Linked DNA regions of Homo sapiens: regions 2, 3 and 4 are each linked to region 1. The links are chromatin contacts, found by Hi-C or POLR2A ChIA-PET in ENCODE. All regions are on one chromosome and are shown on one strand. The core of a region is the stretch at or near the end of the contact, and the rest is flanking DNA. Distances in the headings are between cores, read along the strand shown.

What was found. A loop is a pair of places that touch in the nucleus more often than their neighbours do. ChIA-PET counts read pairs that join two places held with the same protein, here RNA polymerase II (POLR2A). Pooled maps may share reads with other maps.
Region 2: a pooled map shows a loop between it and region 1 (4-fold over the local background). The contact joins the promoter of PDE2A-AS2 here to the promoter of FCHSD2 in region 1. A Hi-C loop is called at or near these places in 1 of 50 pooled maps. POLR2A ChIA-PET finds 5 or more read pairs at or near these places in 2 of 52 experiments (A673 and T-cell).
Region 3: a loop to region 1 is called in a map of gastrocnemius medialis, with 26 times the contacts of the local background. The contact joins the promoter of INPPL1 here to the promoter of FCHSD2 in region 1. A Hi-C loop is called at or near these places in 4 of 168 maps with a recorded cell type or tissue (CD4-positive, alpha-beta T cell, OCI-LY7, gastrocnemius medialis and 1 more), 2 of 37 single-sample maps with no recorded cell type and 12 of 50 pooled maps.
Region 4: a loop to region 1 is called in a pooled map, with 5 times the contacts of the local background. The contact joins the promoter of UCP2 here to the promoter of FCHSD2 in region 1. A Hi-C loop is called at or near these places in 1 of 168 maps with a recorded cell type or tissue (OCI-LY7), 7 of 37 single-sample maps with no recorded cell type and 10 of 50 pooled maps. POLR2A ChIA-PET finds 5 or more read pairs at or near these places in 2 of 52 experiments (GM12878 and K562).

Annotation. Positions count from the first base shown.
Region 1 is chr11:73,140,863-73,145,220 of GRCh38, forward strand. It overlaps FCHSD2 (FCH and double SH3 domains 2), which reads right to left and starts at 1,456. Exons shown (of 20, transcript NM_014824.3): 1 at 995-1,456. The coding sequence starts at 1,015. RefSeq lists enhancers at 1-53, 54-675, 175-404, 2,275-2,384, 2,465-2,604 and silencers at 585-724, 1,125-1,504, 1,665-2,044.
Region 2 is chr11:72,582,256-72,585,858 of GRCh38, forward strand. PDE2A-AS2 (PDE2A antisense RNA 2) reads left to right here and starts at 2,351. Exons shown (of 2, transcript XR_001748291.2): 1 at 2,351-2,801. It overlaps PDE2A (phosphodiesterase 2A), which reads right to left. Exons shown (of 31, transcript NM_002599.5): 15 at 3,299-3,338; 16 at 3,116-3,179; 17 at 2,617-2,689; 18 at 2,296-2,473; 19 at 1,946-2,058; 20 at 1,183-1,260; 21 at 189-311. RefSeq lists enhancers at 2,034-2,557, 2,558-3,079 and silencers at 2,182-2,291, 3,522-3,603.
Region 3 is chr11:72,223,517-72,228,065 of GRCh38, forward strand. It overlaps INPPL1 (inositol polyphosphate phosphatase like 1), which reads left to right and starts at 1,251. Exons shown (of 28, transcript NM_001567.4): 1 at 1,251-1,650. The coding sequence starts at 1,469. RefSeq lists silencers at 207-606, 1,157-1,516, 1,527-1,736 and an enhancer at 3,142-3,501.
Region 4 is chr11:73,980,134-73,984,218 of GRCh38, forward strand. It overlaps UCP2 (uncoupling protein 2), which reads right to left and starts at 2,710. Exons shown (of 8, transcript NM_003355.3): 1 at 2,588-2,710; 2 at 1,343-1,499. RefSeq lists enhancers at 236-295, 3,547-4,047 and silencers at 2,621-2,830, 3,131-3,290.

The sequences.
Region 1 (4,358 bases), core at 206-2,705:
AATCTCGGCCTCAGCAGTGGGACCACCCGGAGGGGTGGGGGTACATGTTCGAAAGAAAAGGACTCACTTAAATGGAGAAACCCGGATTAGGAAAGAGAGAAAGCAGCGGCAGCAGACACGGGTGAGTTAGGCGTTAGGCAAATGTTTGCCCACGAGGGGAGGACAGAACGGCCTCATCCACCCAGTGCCCAGAGTAGACATTCAGTATCCATCTGTAGGATTAAAAAGACAAGGACACAGCCTCGGCCCCTGGGAAAGCTGGGGAAGGGCGCAGCGGGGAGACTGATGACAAGCCGGGTGCATCCGTCACTCCCACCCTGGTCATCCAACCCCGGATCGCAGTGCACACCCCACGCACCTCCCGGGCCCGGTCCTCGCTTTTCTGAAGACAGCACGACAGCCTCCTCGCCCCTCAGCCGGGGACGAGGCAGGACCCGTCAATCCTTAATTTGTTTTCCCTTGGGGTGGGGAGGCGGTGACTATTCCAACTTCTTTTCGGCCGCCCCGTGGGAAAAGCAGGCCAAACCCTAAGGCTAGGCTAGAAACAAATCCCCCGCAAATTTGCAAACGGGCGGGGCTGGCGACAAGCGGCTGGAGGGCTCAAAGCTGGTGCAGACTAAACAATCACACACGCACAAGGCTCTGCAAAGCTGCAGGGGCGTCCCCGCCTCCCCCTCGGTGCAGCCCCGAGAATGCACTTTGCAGCGGGCAGCATTGCCATGCGCGCGCACACACACAAATGCACACCCGAAACTCTTGTGAAATGTCTGGGGGTCTCCTGCGTTAGAGGACGGACGAGCCCCGGCGGCCCCTCTGTCGGAAAGGCAACTCACACGCGCGCCCCCCACCTGGAGCCGGCGGCAAGTCGGTGACAAGCCCAAGACGAGGGCGGTCACGGCCCCTTGCGGGAGGGGGAAGGGGCGCAGCGGTCGCCCCAGCCGCGTTCCGCGTACGCATCTCTCCGAACCCCAAAGCCCCCCAGCTGCGCCCTTACCTTCCTCGGCGGCGGCTGCATGATGCTGAAGGGACATCAATCCTCCCCGACGGCAGCGTTAGCAAGGACCAGGAGGAGGAGGAGGGCCGGAGAGGAGGGGACGGCCCAGCGAGCGCGCGCGTGTGTGAAAGGAGCGCTTAAGAAGCAAGACTTGCCCCGGAGGGAGCAGGCCAGCGGGCGGCAGGCGGACCCCAGCCAGAGAGCGAGTGTGAGGAGACGAGGGAGGAGCACCGGGAAGGCTTGGGGCCCGGGCGGCCCGGGCGGCCCGGGGGTGTGTGAGGAAGGAGGCGGAGACGGCGAGGGGGCGGGGGCCCCAGGAGCAGGGGCGCGAGGGTCTCAGCCGGCCGGGCGGCGGGTTAGCCGCAGCCGCGTTGTCCGCGCTCCCGGTCGGCCGCCTGCGCCGCCGCTCCCGGCGGACGCAGCGGCCCCCACCCCACCCACTCAGGCGGCCCGGCCCTCGCTGGGCCTAACGCCCCCGCCCGCCCGGGAGGAGGAAGGTGGCGCCGCTCTCCCCGCTAGGGCTCCACCACTCAGGCCGCGGGAATTTCCGGCCTCGCCGCGCGGCGCAGCGCCCCGCTCCGGATGCTGAGGGAACCGCTCTGTCCAGAGCGGGGTTCGAGGGGCCGGTCCGGGCTGCCAGGAGGGAGCTAGGCCACGGCACGGGGCTTCGTACCGCGGCAGGGGAAGGGGGAAGCTAACGGATTGGTCGGTGGGTGGGAGGTGTAGAAACGCCAGCGCCACGCGAAAATCCCCCCTTTCTCTCCGAGAGTGGCACGTTCCAGACGCCTCCTGCCCTCCCTCCCCCACGCTGGGAGCCAGCCGGGGGCTTCCCGCGCGCTTTCCCGCCAGCTCGCCCCGGCGCGCGCGTCTCCGCTCGGGGGCGCGCACGTGGGCGGGAGAGGGCTCCGCGCCGACGCACGCGCACAGGCCGCCCCCGCCTCCTGCCTGCCTTTGCGTGTGTGTGTGTGTGTGTGTGTGTGTGTGTGTGTGTGTGTGTGTGTGTGTGTGTGTGTGTCGGGGGGCGCGGGGGACGACGCTCGCAGGGAAACGTTTGCAGTGGGGAGGGGGGCGCAGCATGCCTGTGGGATACGAGAATTCCGGCGTTTTCTTCCTCTCAGCCCCTCAACACCCTACTCTCCCTACCAGCTAGATGTGCGCGAGAGAGGCGAGCAAGGACAAGTCGCTTTGCGGCTGGCCGCAGGTGCCAGGCCATTGCGATTGTAGGGCGGAAAGGCAGTTGCTCTGCAAAGGAAACGGCGGCACTCTACTGCAGGGCATTCAAGTCAAACATCACTGACTCCGCTGAGAGGGAGCCAAGAGAACGTTAAGGCCGAGGCCCCCGTTTCACAGACGGGGAGGCAAGTGCCCATAGAGGGAAGCCTTTCTAAAGGTTACACAGCAGGACTAGAATCTGCGTCAGGAAGTGTTCTATGGGTTATTTTAAAAAAGAAACAGGTGCAGGATAATAAGCACGAGGAAAAGTAGAAGAGGCAGGAGAGGCCATAGAGGAAGCCCTTGTCTGGGAGTCAGGATCTCTGGGTGCCAGTCCACTTTGCCTGCTCCTTAACAGGCTAGGTGAGCTCGGCTTCCTTATCTGCCAGTGAGGGTGCTTATCTAAGCAGTGCACCCCACCACCACACATGAACCTTCCTGCTCTGTTCAGACCATCTACGGGGGAGTTTATCGACCTCCCTTGGGGTCCTCAGAAGAGGAATACCTCTTCCCCATGCCCAGGGAGGTTTTTTTTTTTTTTTTGAGTCACGGGGCTGTGTGGAGGCTGAGCTGGATTACTCCACCGTTTTTTCAGAAGTTGAGATCCCAGACAGCTGTTCTCAGAAGTGCAGTCAGGCCTAAGAGGAAGGTGAATGAGGCCTGGATAGACGAGTAACTTCCCAGATGACCACATGACCAGAAATTGAAAAGGTGGAACTTCAACCCAGGTTGTTTACATTGAGTTAGACTAGATTCTTGTACAGAAAAGTGACAGAGCTGTGTTTTGAATAAGATTAATCTAGAGCTGTGTATGAACTAGGAGACTAGTCTTGCTTTTTCTGGCTTCAAAAGTTAGCCCTTCACCAGAATCCTTAATCAAATCAGGGAAGGCCTGGGGCAAGGGGACAGGTGGATGGAGGCCCAGGGCCCTGACAGCTGCGGGGTGGCAGCTAGAGCCCAGGCCATAGGTAGCGTAGGCTGGGCTCCAGTCTCAGCTCCACCACCAATTTATTGTGAAGCGTTGAGCTAGTCAATTCACTTATTTCAGCCTTGTTTCCTCACTTGTAAAATGGAGGTATAATGCTAGCCTCATAGGCTTACTGTATTAAATAGAATTTCTCCTACCACAGGGCCTGGCATGTAGTGCTTAATAAGTGCTTATTGAGGCCAGGCGCGGTGGCTCACGCCTGTAATCCCAGCACTTTGGGAGGCCGAGGTGGCCAGATCACAAGGTCAAGAGATCGAGGCCATCCTGGCTAACACGGTGAAACCCCGTCTCTACTAAAAATACAAAAAATTAGCCAGACGTGATGGCGGGTGCCTGTAGTCCCAGCTACTCAGGAGGCTGAGGCAGGAGAATAGCGTGAACCCGGGAGGTGGAGCTTGCAGTGAGCAGAGATGGCACCACTGCACTCCAGCCTGGGGGACAGAACGAAACTCCGTCTCAAAAAAAAATAAAAAATAAAAAATAAAATAAGTGCTTATTGATTCATCATTCATTCAAAAAATACTTGCTAAAGTCCTGCTTTGTTCCAAGCCTGTGCCAGGCACTGGGGTTCTAGAGATGAGCAAGATAGAATCAGCCTTCGCCAAGACTGAGTTCCAGACCAACCATTCCTTGAATGACACTGGGCTAGTGGAAGAGGAGTAACACAGTACTTGGCCCGGATGCAGTGTCATGCACATAACAAGTGCTTAACAAAGATTTGCTGAATCCTAGTCTTGGGTGCAACTGGTCTGGCCCAGAGATTATCCTCCCTTCACCTCTCTTCTTAGGAAGTGAGCACTGGGGTATAATGGTGCTGGATGTTGGGAGACATGGGATCCAGCCTCTACCATGGATCTAGTGGGTCTTCTCTGGGCCTTGGTGCTGGCCTGCAGAATAAGATAAGTGAGTGAGCCTAGAACTTAGGAGGCTCTTCACAGAAGAAGTCAGACCCTGGGGATTTCGTTTATGCATATAGGAGGGCATCCTCTACCTGATTTGCCACCGTTCTGAAGCCAGGAGTGGCACTGACTTTCTGGAATGATTTCCTTTGGAAGTGTTATAAAGAGCTAAGGGCAATACCAGATGGGCTTACCTACTAACTCCTATTTCAAAACTGTGATTTAAAAAAATTGTTTTAATACTTACCAAGTGTCTCTTCCAAAC
Region 2 (3,603 bases), core at 1,101-3,600, 560 kb before region 1:
AGCCTCTAGCCCCTGGGCAGGCCCTATGGCTTCCTGATGGCAGACTACAAGCCCCTCCATCTCTGAGGGACCCTCCACAGCCTTCCTTGATGACTCTGTCTTCCCAGGAAGTTCTTGATGCGCATTTAACTTAAGCCTCTGGCTACATACCTTCGGCCTGGCCAGTCAAGTGGAGGAGAGCAACTCACCATGGACGTGTCATCCTCGGGCAGGGAACGAGGGGTATAGGTGAAACTTGCAAAATTGGAGTCAATGGCAGCCACAGGCTGGATCCCATCATGGAGAAGTTTGGTATACTCATCATCGGAGACCTAGAGGAGACCAGCCAGAGCATTAGAAGACAGCCTTCACCCCATCTGGTGTCTTCACCCTCAAATTCCCATGGCAGGTGGGGGATCCGTCACCCAGAATGTACCACAGTTGGGCCACCACGCTGTGGACTGTAACTGGGCAGGAAATCACCACCCTCCCCTCACAGCCCTGCAGCCCACCCCGCGCGCCTCCCTGCAGGTGACCACCCTTTATCTGTAACAGCATAACCTTGGCAAAGATCGACAACACCCCTTCATGACACCCCCTAACCATGGCAGCATTTCATACACAGTAACTGTAGCAGTCCTCCTTTTGTGGAGACCTTTCTACTCTCTAACCTTAACTCTTCCTACTACAGTTTTGATCCAACTCACAAGGTCTGGGCCTCTCTGGTTTGGACACAGGTGAGAGGAAATGTCCAAATGAACAGCGACTACCATATACATGGAACTAAGCCAGCTTTTGTGACCCAGGGTAGGGAATGGGATAGATTATCAGCAATTAAGACTGCCCAGGGCTGCATGGGCATTGTACCTAGGGAAGCCATGGGGACGGGTCCTGGGTGAGCTTCCTAGCCCTCAGTAATTCCCAAGATGGGAATTATTCCCTGAACATGGGGAATACCTGGCTGAACCAATTACTCCCTGGGCTGGTTCCTCTGGCTACTTCCAGCCTTGGGACTGAGCTCAGAAGCAGCTTGGAGGAGAGGTCTCTAAGCAGGGGTGGGAGCTGCCCCTAAGGAGGGCAGGAGGCCTGCTGTGGCTCTGGGCCTATCCTCTCATCCTCAGTAGAGATTGATCAGGAAGCCCTGCCTGGCCCTGGGTCCCCGGGGAATCTGGGAGGAGGACCAGAGGTCTCTGCAAGCCTCACCTTCATGTGGTACATCATCATCTCATTGGCCAGGTGGCTGCGATACTGAGCCTCATTCACTTTTTTGTATAGGAGAGACTAGGGGAAAGAGGGAAAGATGGGGCTCAAGGAAGGTGGCTGTGAAAATTTAGCAATGCCCAGGACTGGGATGAAGGGGTCAAAAAGACACCCCACTTCCTGTCCCATTCTGGCCCCAGTCAAAACCTTCAAGCTCCAGTCCACAGTAAAGACCCCACCCCCACTTTCATCCAGACCCCGCGCCGGTTCCTCCTCATCAAGTTCTCCCAGCATTTGGTCTGGCCCTTTGCACTCCCCCACACCTGATCCAGGCTTCAGTGATGGAGCCCAAGGCCCATGGCAGGGAAGGAGAAGCAAGGAGGGGATCATGTCAGGGACCTTGGGGCTGGATTCCCAGGCCAGAGCGCCAGTAGGCCTGGACACCGAGACCCAGCACTTCCAAAAAAGCACTCGGCTTGGGTTGAGACTGCTTCCAGGGAAGAGAGGAGGTTTTGACAACGGGAGTTTCTCATGGTCCCAGGAGGCTGAGTGGACAGGGCAGGAAATCGTATGCCCAATTTTTAGATGGGAAACTGAGCCCAGAGGTGGCCAGCGTGTCCTGAAGGCTGCACCCCAGCGGCGGGACTCTGAGTGCCAGACCAAGGGATCAATCCACAAGGAGAGTCAGTCGGAGGAGGAGAACCGAGGGTCCTTCGTGGGCCCCGCCCCCTATCACCCCACACCCCACTCCCAACCCCGCCCTCACATGGGCGATGCTGATGCCGCAGTAGATGGAGAAGGCCGTCGCCAGGTCCTCGTCGAACTTGCTGAACCATGGCCCATTGATCTTGTTCACCAGCTCGGCCACACCGATGACCTCTGGGGAAGGGAGAGGGGCAAGGAACCACCGGTGGAGGGAGGGATCGGTTGGAGGGAGGGATCCGGCCGGGACCTGCCCTCGCAGTTTCCGCAGGTTACGTACGTCCCAGGCATGGAACCCGACTCCCTTATGCTCCGGGACGCTGGAGGCGGTGGGGAAGTGTTGCCACCCCCGCTCGCTCGGACCCGCCCCGCCCGGCGCAGGCCCCGCCCCTCCGCCCGGGCCGCCACGCGCACCCTGGTTCTCGTTCTTGATGGGGAAGCAGAGGATGTTGCGCGTGCGGAAGCCGGTGCTGTCGTCCACGCCGCGGTAGAAAAGCGGATGGGCATATGCGTCAGGGATGTTCAGGATCTGGCCCGTGGTCGCCACGTGTCCCGCGATGCCCTGATCGGCCGGGATGCGGATCTCATAGCTCTGCCGGAGCAGAGATGGAGTCGAGAGGAAGAAGTTAGTGACCCGGCCACAGAGGGGACTGTTAAACCTCGGGCCGCTCCCCAGCGCCGCCGGCGGACTCCCGGACACCCCTAGGGCCACATACTCCCTCCACACCCTCTCACCTCATCATCCACCACGCCCCCGTCGAACACCTTGGCCACCAGCTCATTCTGATCCAGCAGGAACACAGAGCAGCTGTGGAGGGAGGGGTTTGGTCCTCTGGGGCCTGACAACCCCCTCTGATCGCCCTCACGTCCCATAAGGAGGCAAAGGCCGGATTTCCGAGGCCTGGGAGGAGTGCTCCAAGGTAAGACACTCTGCTCAGGGCTGGCTGGCTCCAGAAACGTGTCCATTCAAGTGTTTTGTTTTTTTTTTTTTTTGGAAGCACCTACTATGTGCCAGGCACTGTGATAGGAGCTGAGGATCCAAAGCCAGCCCTGTCCCTGCTGTATTGGAGCCTACAGTCTAGCGAGGGAGACAGGCATGAAATAAAGGATCCCTCAAAAGGTGATGAAGTCCCGCAGAAGGCAGAGAAAGGGAAGTGGGTGGGGCAGGAAAGGAGATGATGGGGACTGAAGGCCACAGCCTCTCTCGCCCTGTCCCCTGGGTAGAGTCACTCACATCTCTGCGTTGCTGAGGTTTCTGGCCTCCGTGATGATCTCCTGGAGCAGGACAGAGACGTCATCTGGGGAAGGGAGAAGACCAGGCAGGGTGAGACCAGGCTGCCAAGACCTCCCGCCTCTCCTCTGCAAATGCCAGCCCCCATGCCCACACACAGCCAGGCAGAGAGAACAGTGCACTCACCCAGGTGGGTGAAGAGGTTCTTTGCCACTTGGAGAAGAGCCTGGAATGAAGGAAATGGAGATCATAGGGGGGTCGGGGTGTAGGGGTCACCCTATCCAACCTCCTGCCTCCAACAGCACCCGGGTCTTCTCCTTCCTTCCCTAGGGCTCACTGGACAAGCCAGAAACTGTCAGTGTCTAATTATATCATTTGGCTACTAAGTGAAGGAGTGAGGGAATAGCCCCGGTGCAGGTGAGGAGTCTCCTGAGTGTCTCAGCCGCCTTCACGCCAGCTCTAGCTGCCTAGGTGTTGCTGTAGTGCCCAAA
Region 3 (4,549 bases), core at 1-2,500, 920 kb before region 1:
CGGGGGCGAGTGCTAATAATACCCGTTCGTTCCGCAGCCGCGCTTTACAGTTTACACAGCTGTCACCTTCGTTTCTCCTTAATTAATAATAAAAATAGCCGCCGTTCGGGAGCGCGGGCTGGGCGCCAGGCCCGGTGCCGAGCGCGGTACGAGCTCGGCCCCCAGAGCCGGCCCTCGCCACAGGATCCCCATTTTCCAGAGCGGGAAGCCGACGCTCAACCCCGCGCCGCGACTTGCCCGAGGTCACCCAGTGGGCCAGCGGCTCCGGGACCGAGGCGCGGGGCGGGGTGAGGCGAGGCGCGGTGCTGCCCCCGGCTCCCCGGGGCGGCGCGGGGCGGGGCGGGCGGCGCGGAGGGCGGGGGCGCGCGCGGATGGCCATCTTAAGTGGCCGCCTGGAGCCCAGGGCCGCTGTCCGGGGAAGGGGGCGCCGGAGCAGCCCGGGAGGTGGGGGTCTGCGTGCGGCGGCCGGGATCCCGGGAGGGAACTTTCTACTAGACGGGCCAGGGATCCTCCTGGCTTCGGACTGCTGAACCCCCTCAAGGCCCGGCCTGCGGGTGTGGGGGGTGGTGCTGGGGAACTTGGCCGAGAGGGGGAAGGGCTCTGCGGGGCTGGGAGGGGCTGCGTGAGAGGCTCGAGAACGTCGCACCTCGTCTGGGCCCCCCGCCAGAGTAAGAATCTTCAGAAGCCTGGTTAGCCAGGGAATCTCCCCGCAGGCTTTGCCGGGGGACGGTTCCCGTGGAGTTGGGGGTTCAGATCTAAGAGGGGGCTGCATTTCGCAGGAGTTGGGGGCCCCGCCCGCTTGGGTGGAGGGAAGAGGATGGGTAGGGGGTGGTCCTGGATCCTTCGCAGGTTTGGGGAACTCGATGCAGCCAAGCTGTAAGGGGGACGAGAGGAAGAGCCATGGAGTGGAATCAGACCTTTATGGGGCTTAGGGGTCATATCATTGGGAGAACTGAGAAGCGCTGAATTCTCCAGGGGGTGCCTGGATCCCGAAGTGTCGGGGCCAGGATGGGGGGACTCGGATTTCGATGGGGATTTGGGGACTGGATCTCCTCGGGTGAATGATGGGGGCAGGATCATTGTGGGGTCTGGGAGGTCCCGGGCCCTTCGGGAAGGTGGGGGCACCGTCCCCGCAGGAGGAGCTGGGGGCAGGGGCGGCCCGGGCTGCGGGCCGAGCGGAGGGGGAGGGGGCGGCAGCCGGCCCTGCGCTCCGCTCCTGCCCCTCCCCCGCCGCCTCTGAACAAACTTTTCTTTCTCTTCAAGTTGAGGCCGGCGCTGCAGGCAGCGGCGGCTGCGCGGTGAACGAGGCGGCCTGCGCGGCGGAGTGCTGAGTCCCGATCCCCGGCTCTGTCCGGCCCACGGATCCTCAAGCCCGGGCCCCGGGCCCGGCCCCAGCCTCAGCCCTGAGCGTCTCGGGGCGGATGGCGCGGGGCGGCGGGGGCGGGCGGTGCTGAGCCCTGCGCGGGCCATGGCCTCGGCCTGCGGGGCGCCGGGCCCGGGGGGCGCCCTGGGCAGCCAGGCCCCCTCCTGGTACCACCGCGACCTGAGCCGGGCGGCCGCGGAGGAGCTGCTGGCCCGGGCGGGCCGCGATGGCAGCTTCCTGGTCCGAGACAGCGAGAGCGTGGCGGGGGCCTTCGCGCTCTGCGTCCTGTGAGTGGGGCGGGGGCTCCTTGCGGGCTGGCGTGGACCGGGAGCGCGGGCACGGCCGGGTGTGGAAAGGGCCCGGGTGAGGGTTTCTGGGGCGGTGGGACGCCAGACCCGCCTCCACCCCCCAGAGTGGGAGCCTTGGCTTTCTCCTGGGTCTGAGGAGGGACGCAGGGGCACTTCCTGCTGTGTGTCTGGGGGCACTTTCAGGAGCCTTGAGGGTAGAGAATATGGGGTTCTGTGGCCCAGTGTGACTGTGATGACGAAAAATTCGGGCATTCCCCGGCAGACCCCTTCAGGCATCCTCCAGGTAGAAGGGAGCAGGGGAGAGGATGTGCATTCCACGTTGTGTGCAGTCCCGTTTGGATAGGGACTGAGTGGTGAGCAGGAGAGGGAGTCGGGGCAGAGGGACTGACGGGGTGTGTGGGGATGCCTGGCAGCTTCCTTAGGGCCCCTTTCGGTGCTTTGGGGTTCTGCCTGGCCGTGTATGGGTGGTGGGGGCGGTGATGGGTGGTGTAGAGAGGAAGGCTTGGGGAAGCAGAGGCTGAGGCTGTATGGGACCTTGCCATTATTTCTGAACCAATGAGTGAGTGTTTGAGCCCTGGCTCTGGGCTTGAGCCCTGGTTACCTGGCTGCCCTAGCCCTGAGCTATGAGTGCTGAGTGAGAGCAGAGCCAGACTTGGTGCTTCTCTGAGTGGGCCAGGTCCTGTGGCTGTGCCTTTCAGCCCAGTGTGGTTGGTAGTGGTGCTGGGGTGAGTTAGCACTCTTGGTTTTGCAGCCTTCTAGCGGCTTTGTACCTCCTGCCCTGCAGTCTGACATTGAGTTGGCTTCTGTGGGCCCAGTGAGTGGGAATCTGTGGGGGCTGCTTTATTTAGATCAGTTATTTAGATCTTTATTTAGATCTTTCTTAGCTCTGTGAACCCCCTCCCAAACTCCTGTCCCACTGTACCTTCCTTACCCCTTTGTTCTCCTGACATCTTTGGTCGGGGCGCACATTAGCCTAGACCAGGGGAGACCTTTTTTTTTTTTTTTTTTTTTGAGAAAGAGTCTCGCTCTGTTGCCCAGGCTGGAGTGCAGTAGTGCAATCTCGGCTCACTGCAACCTCCGCCTCCTGGATTCAAGTGATTCTTCTGCCTCTGCCTCGCCAGTAGCTGGGATTACAGGCGCTCGCCACCAAGCCCAGCTAATTTTTGTATTTTTAGTAGAGATGGGGTTTCACCATATTGGCCAGGCTGGTCTTGAACTCCTGACCTCAAGTGATCCACCTGCCCCGGCCTCTCAAAGTGCTAGGATTACAGGTGGAGCCACCTCGCCCAGCTGGGGAGACATTTTTAATTGTCACAACTGGGATGGTGCTATTGACATCTAGTGGGTAGAAGCCGGGGATACTGCTAAACATTCTACAGTGCACAAGAGAGTCCCCCACAACAAAGAACTGTGCAATCCAAAATGTCAGTGGTATGGAGGTTGAAAAACTCTAGCCTAGGCAATTGACCCAACAAGGAAGGGGCCCTATAAGTCTTAGCTTAGGCCTCAAGTCTGAGGCCCAGTAGGGGGAGACTAAGGAGGGACAGACTAGGCAGATGAATATCCCCAAGTCCTGCTTCCCAGCCCCCTCTGAGGCATACCCCCTAATTAGGCTGGGGAGGGAGGCAGGTGCTGGGTCAGCTGTTGAGTGGGAGGGGGACAGCTGGGGCCTGTGTCTGGGTGAGGAACATTATTGTCCCAGGAGGGGGAGAATCCTGGCCTCATTGCCAAGGGAGGCTGTGAATGGGGTGAGGGGTCTGTCTGTGAGTGGGGGCTTCAGGTTTGCCAGCTGACTCTGGCTCTTCCCCGCATCTCAAGAGCCTGGGGGTAAGGATCAGACGTGGGCGATCAGACGTGGGCAATATCTTAGATTTGCCAAATACACACATACTTGCTTACCTGTATACATTCCGGGTGTTCATGGATAACATGCAAGACACGCCCCTGCCCCAGCAGGCACAGGCAATCTGACCAGCAAGCTAGGATACTGGCCCTGGCTTCTGCCATGGTTTAAAATCCCAACTCCACCTTTTACTTACTCTGTGGCCTTAGGAAAATCACTTTTATTCTTTGAGCCTGTTTCCTCAGCTGGAGAATGGGGATAATAATATCTGTTTAGAAGTGTGAGAATTAAGTAAGATTTATAGGACACTGGGTACCCAGCGTGTCACAGATAGGATTCAGTTAATGGTATGCTATTGTAATAAACACAGATAGTGTTTGTAATAGTCTACAAAGGAACACCTGGTGACAGACACTCACCCAGCATAAGCAGCCAGGAGAGTCACCTAGGGTGACTCCTGGGTGACTCCTTGGGGAAGCATGCCCTGAGGTGCGGAGGCAGAGGATCTTCCATCCCCCGCTGATTGTGCACCTGGCTCAGCTGCCACCTGCTCAACTGCGGCTCCTGTCTGTCAGCACCCCTCTTGCCCCTCCTTGGCTTGGGGCTCCTAGAGGCCCAGGTCTCCCATGGGGGCCCTCTTTGGTGGGAAGGCCTAGGGTGATGCCCCCACACTCCTCGGCACAAGTGCCCTAGACATACCCGACTCCAGCAGAGCCAGAGAGCAGCATAAACACAGGAGGCATACACACGTGTTAGCACGTTGCCCGTGTGTGCAAATGGGCTAACCAGGCTTCTGAAGACTCTTACTCTGGCGGGGAGCCCAGACTGGTACCACAGCCCAGAGGGGCTGTTTAGACAGCTGTGGAGGCCACAAAAGAGCTCCCTGTTGCTTCTCAGGCCCTGCCCTGTGGTGGGTGTGGAGTCTGTGTAGGTCTGGTGGGGAGACGGGGGTGTTCTGGTCATTCCTGCCCAATAGGCAACACCAGGAGGGTGGAAGTGGACCGGCCACATCATTAACCCTGTGCAGCCTGGGCA
Region 4 (4,085 bases), core at 1,460-3,959, 840 kb after region 1:
AGTGAGCCCAGCACCCTAGTGGGGGAGGGTGACCTGCTTCTTCCCCTGAGCTTATTTCTTTGACTTCATTGGAGCAGCTGCTTTGAGCCCCGCCTGACTGCCTTTGTTGCTGGGGCTCAGGTGAAAGGGCTGGCTGGTGAAGGGAGTCAGCTGTGAACACAGAGACCCATGGAAACAAACAGCTCACCCAGCTTCCTCTTGGGCTTCTCACTCCAGGTGGCTGGGGCAAGCAGGGAAATGAAGATACTCACCATAGCAACTACACTGGGACCTATAGAACAGGGCCTGACCTTATTCCTGTTTCCCTCCAGCTTGCCCACGAGGCTCAGTGAAGACTGGTGCTCAAATGACAGATTGGGTTGATGAAGGTGCCCTCGGACTCCCCAGATTCCCTGCTCTGACACCCCCTTCCCCCAGGAGGTGCTCCACAACTTTCCCCACCCCAACGCCCAGGGCACTGTATTAGCTCAATCCTCAGAGCAGCCCTGCAAGGTGGCTGCCCTTATTTCCATGTGAGATGAGTAAGAGCCACACTTACAGGCACCAAAGCTGGTAGTATTTGCTTTGCACTGCTGCCCAGCTCCTCAGTTCGTTCTTGCTGTTTTATCAGCCCCAGGCACAGACAGGGCCTTTCACAAGGAAAGTTCTCACAGGCTGATTAAACAGTACTGAGAAGGCTCAGGCAAATGGTATCCCTTCTCTGGGCATCAGAGATATGATGACATGAGTCTGTCACATTCCTGACCTTGAGCTGGGTTGCAGGATGTTGTGAAGGCCAGAGAAGAATAAGACCCAGCTGCTGCCCAAAGACAAGTGCACAGAGGTTCAGCTGCCATATTCTGAATGTTGCCTTGGGCTTGCCAAGTCAGGTCCTTCAGAGGGTGGGTAAGATGGCCCTACTAACAGCAATTAAAATGCAGGACTAGAAATAGTTAATCCTATTTTACAGTCCCCAGCAAATAACCAGTTTCAGAGCCGGGCTGATTACCAATCTCGGTTTCAGGGATAGTCAAAAGCTAGCATCAATATGAAGTTAGAACAATAGGTTCCTGTCCTAGCTCTTCTGCTGGCTCCCGGGATGACTTGGGGCCAATCACTGTTACACGTGGGCCTCAGTTTTCTCCTTTATAAAATGGGGACCAAGATCCTTGGCTTGTCCGAGTCAGCTGAAGGGCCAGAATGAGAGCGGGGAGGTGTGAGAGTGCTCTGTGAACTGGAAAGAGCCACTTCACTGTCGGGGGTGGGGATGGTAATTATTTTTGTTAATGCCCTGCTGACTCCTGCCCCTAGACCACAGGGTTAGGAGGCAGCAAGAGACCTCTTCCTTGGACTGGACTCTTACCCGGCTTTGTAAGGTCTCACGGTGAGGCCTCCAAGATCAAGCTTCTCTAAAGGTGTCCCGTTCTTCAAAGCTGCCAGTGGCTATCATGGCCCGATCCCCTTGGTTTTCCATAGAAAATGGGTGGGAGACGAAACACCTAATGGTCATACTATGTGTCCTGTGGGTGAGCAAAGGCAGAGAGTTTAGAAAGGGCCACCTGCCCCAAGACACACAAGCCCACCCAATCCATGCCTTGGAGGGGGATGGGGAACAGGGCCCAGGGACTGGTTAAGTGCACACACTGGAAAGGGGAAAAGCAGGGCGGAAAATGAACCTAGGTACACTCCCCACCCCCACCCCACCTGCTTAATATCACAAATTGGTTCTCATCCAGACTTCTGCTTTTGTAACACTCAGTACTCTATATAAGCACCCCCTAGCACAGTCATCAGACTTTGGTGAGTGGGAGAGTTGTGAGGGGGTCACGATGGGACAGAGACTCTCCGGGAATTGGCTAGGTCCCAGGTCGGGCTGTGAGGAGGTTGGAAGGGCTGGGAGCCGGCCCTGCAGAGGCCAGATTGAGCAGCTCAAAGCCCACTAGAAAAAGCCCCCAAGCCCTGGGAAAGGCGGTGCAGGAACACTGCCTGGAGCTGCCTGGTAAGGGAGAGGTCATTGTGGTCATCGCTGATGGTCCCCATCCAAGGCAGGGCTCGGCATCGTGGTGGAAAGGAGGGAGTGAAAAGGTGGAGGCTCAAACGACAGCCAACTGAACGGGAGAGGGAAAGAACAAAAGGGACTAAGAAAAAGAGAGAAGAGAAATAAAGAACCAAGGACAGAAAGGATTAGCACAGGCCGGACCCGGAGGCTCATGCCTAAAATTCTAGGACTTTGTGAGGCCGAGGCGGGCGGATTGCTTGAGCTCAGCAGTTCGAGGCCAGCCTGGCCAACATGGCGAAACCCCATCTCTACAAAACACAAAAATTAGCCAGGCGTGGTGGCGGGCGCCTGTAATCCCAGCTACTCGGCAGGCGGATCGCTTGAACCTGGGAGGTGGAGGCTGCAGTGAGCCGAGATCGCGCCACTGCACTCCAGCCTGGGAGACAGAGCGAAAGCCTGTCTCAAACAAACAAACAAAAACAAAAAATAAAACCGAGAGAAAGAAAAGAGTACAAACTTGGGTGGGAGAGAAGGTAAATGGAAGAGCGGGCAGCGCACGCAGAACAAGCGTGGGGGGCGCAAAGGGCGCAGGGCTGGGGCCAGGCTCACCGAGCCGCAGGGAGAACACGGCAGTGCGTGCGGCTGTGTCTGTCGGCTGGCGGAGGGCGCGTCGGACGAGCCGGGCGAGCGTGGACAGTCAATCCCAAGGCGCGCGCAGCTGGGCTTCGCAGTGGGGCTCCGCGCAGGCGGCGGCGCGGCTTAAGCCTCGGGGGCGGGGCCCGGGGTGGGGCCTGCGGGGCGGGGCCGGGCCTGCCAGCTCCTACTTGGGTGCGGAGACCCTGGAGCAGCCGCCTTTCCGCGGGGACCGCCCCGCCTAGGGTTCTCTCCATGACTTTCTCCACTCCCGTTTCCGTGCGTCCCATCACCGCGTTTACTCCTTCGTTCCCCGAGATGGTCACTCCCTTGCCACTCCCCGCCTCTGCCTCACACTCTCTCGGGCCGCCAACCTCTGTGAGGATGGCAAGACTGACCGCCAGAAACAAGTCTTGTCCAGTCACACACCTCTTGCCTTCCCAGCCAGGACGGTTTCTAACAGCGTCCAGCGGGGCCGTGTCTTAAGTGCACTTCCTCTTTTATGGGCCCAGCCCCCCTACGCTGGGCAAACTACCCACCCTCCTGCGAGCGAGCGCGCGGCTGGCTCCTGCAGGGCGGGACTGGGGCCTCGCGACCGGCCTCGCTGTCGATTGGTTACAGCCGCCGCGTTGTCGGGGGAAGGAACCAATCAGAACTGCAGCAACAGGTGGCCCGGCAACCGACAACAGCCGTTGGGCTCGGCTGGGGTTCGCGCCTTCTCCCCCGGTGGAGCGGCCTGGCGTTTAGGGACCAGGACACTAAAGGCCCCGGCGGGGCGGGAGCACCCAGCGTGACCTCACGCTCCTACACACAGACAAGCAAACGGGCCGGCCCCCGCACGTGACAAGGCAGAGCCGGGCCCAGGCCAGCTGCCTGTCCAGCCCTGGGATGAGAAAAGGCGTCAGGAGATGGACCGGGCCTGGTTCGCCTTTAATTGGCTGACCCGTCCTGTGGGGGTAACTGACGCGTGAACAGCCAACAATTGGGCCCTCTGGCCGGGACAAACACGTGCGTTTGGGGAGTAGAAGAAGGCTGGTATTAACCTCCATTTTACAATGAGGAAACGGAGTCCCAAAGACGTTCAGTCATCTTCCTGATATTCACACACTTACACCCTGGTCAGGCCGGCGCCATATGTGTTTTCACCAGCAGAAGGGACTGCCAGGGAACAGCTGAGGGGACCAGAGCTGGGATGGGCCTGGATAATTATAGCGGAAAGAAAAACACGCCGAGCGCATGGTCCTGGCAGAAGCAGCGTGGAAACAGAAGTCAAGGCAGATTATTTCTGCCATGAGGAGATCTTGCCATGTAGGAAAAAAGAAAGAAAGAGAGGAAAGAAAGACAGAGAGAGAGAGAGGAAAGACAGAAAGACAAGAAAGAAAGAGAAAGAAAGAAAAGAAAAAAAAAAAGAAAAGATAAAGTTTTTTTGTGGCACTGTGAGTCTCCCTCCGCCAGGTTCTCTAGCTTTTGCGCT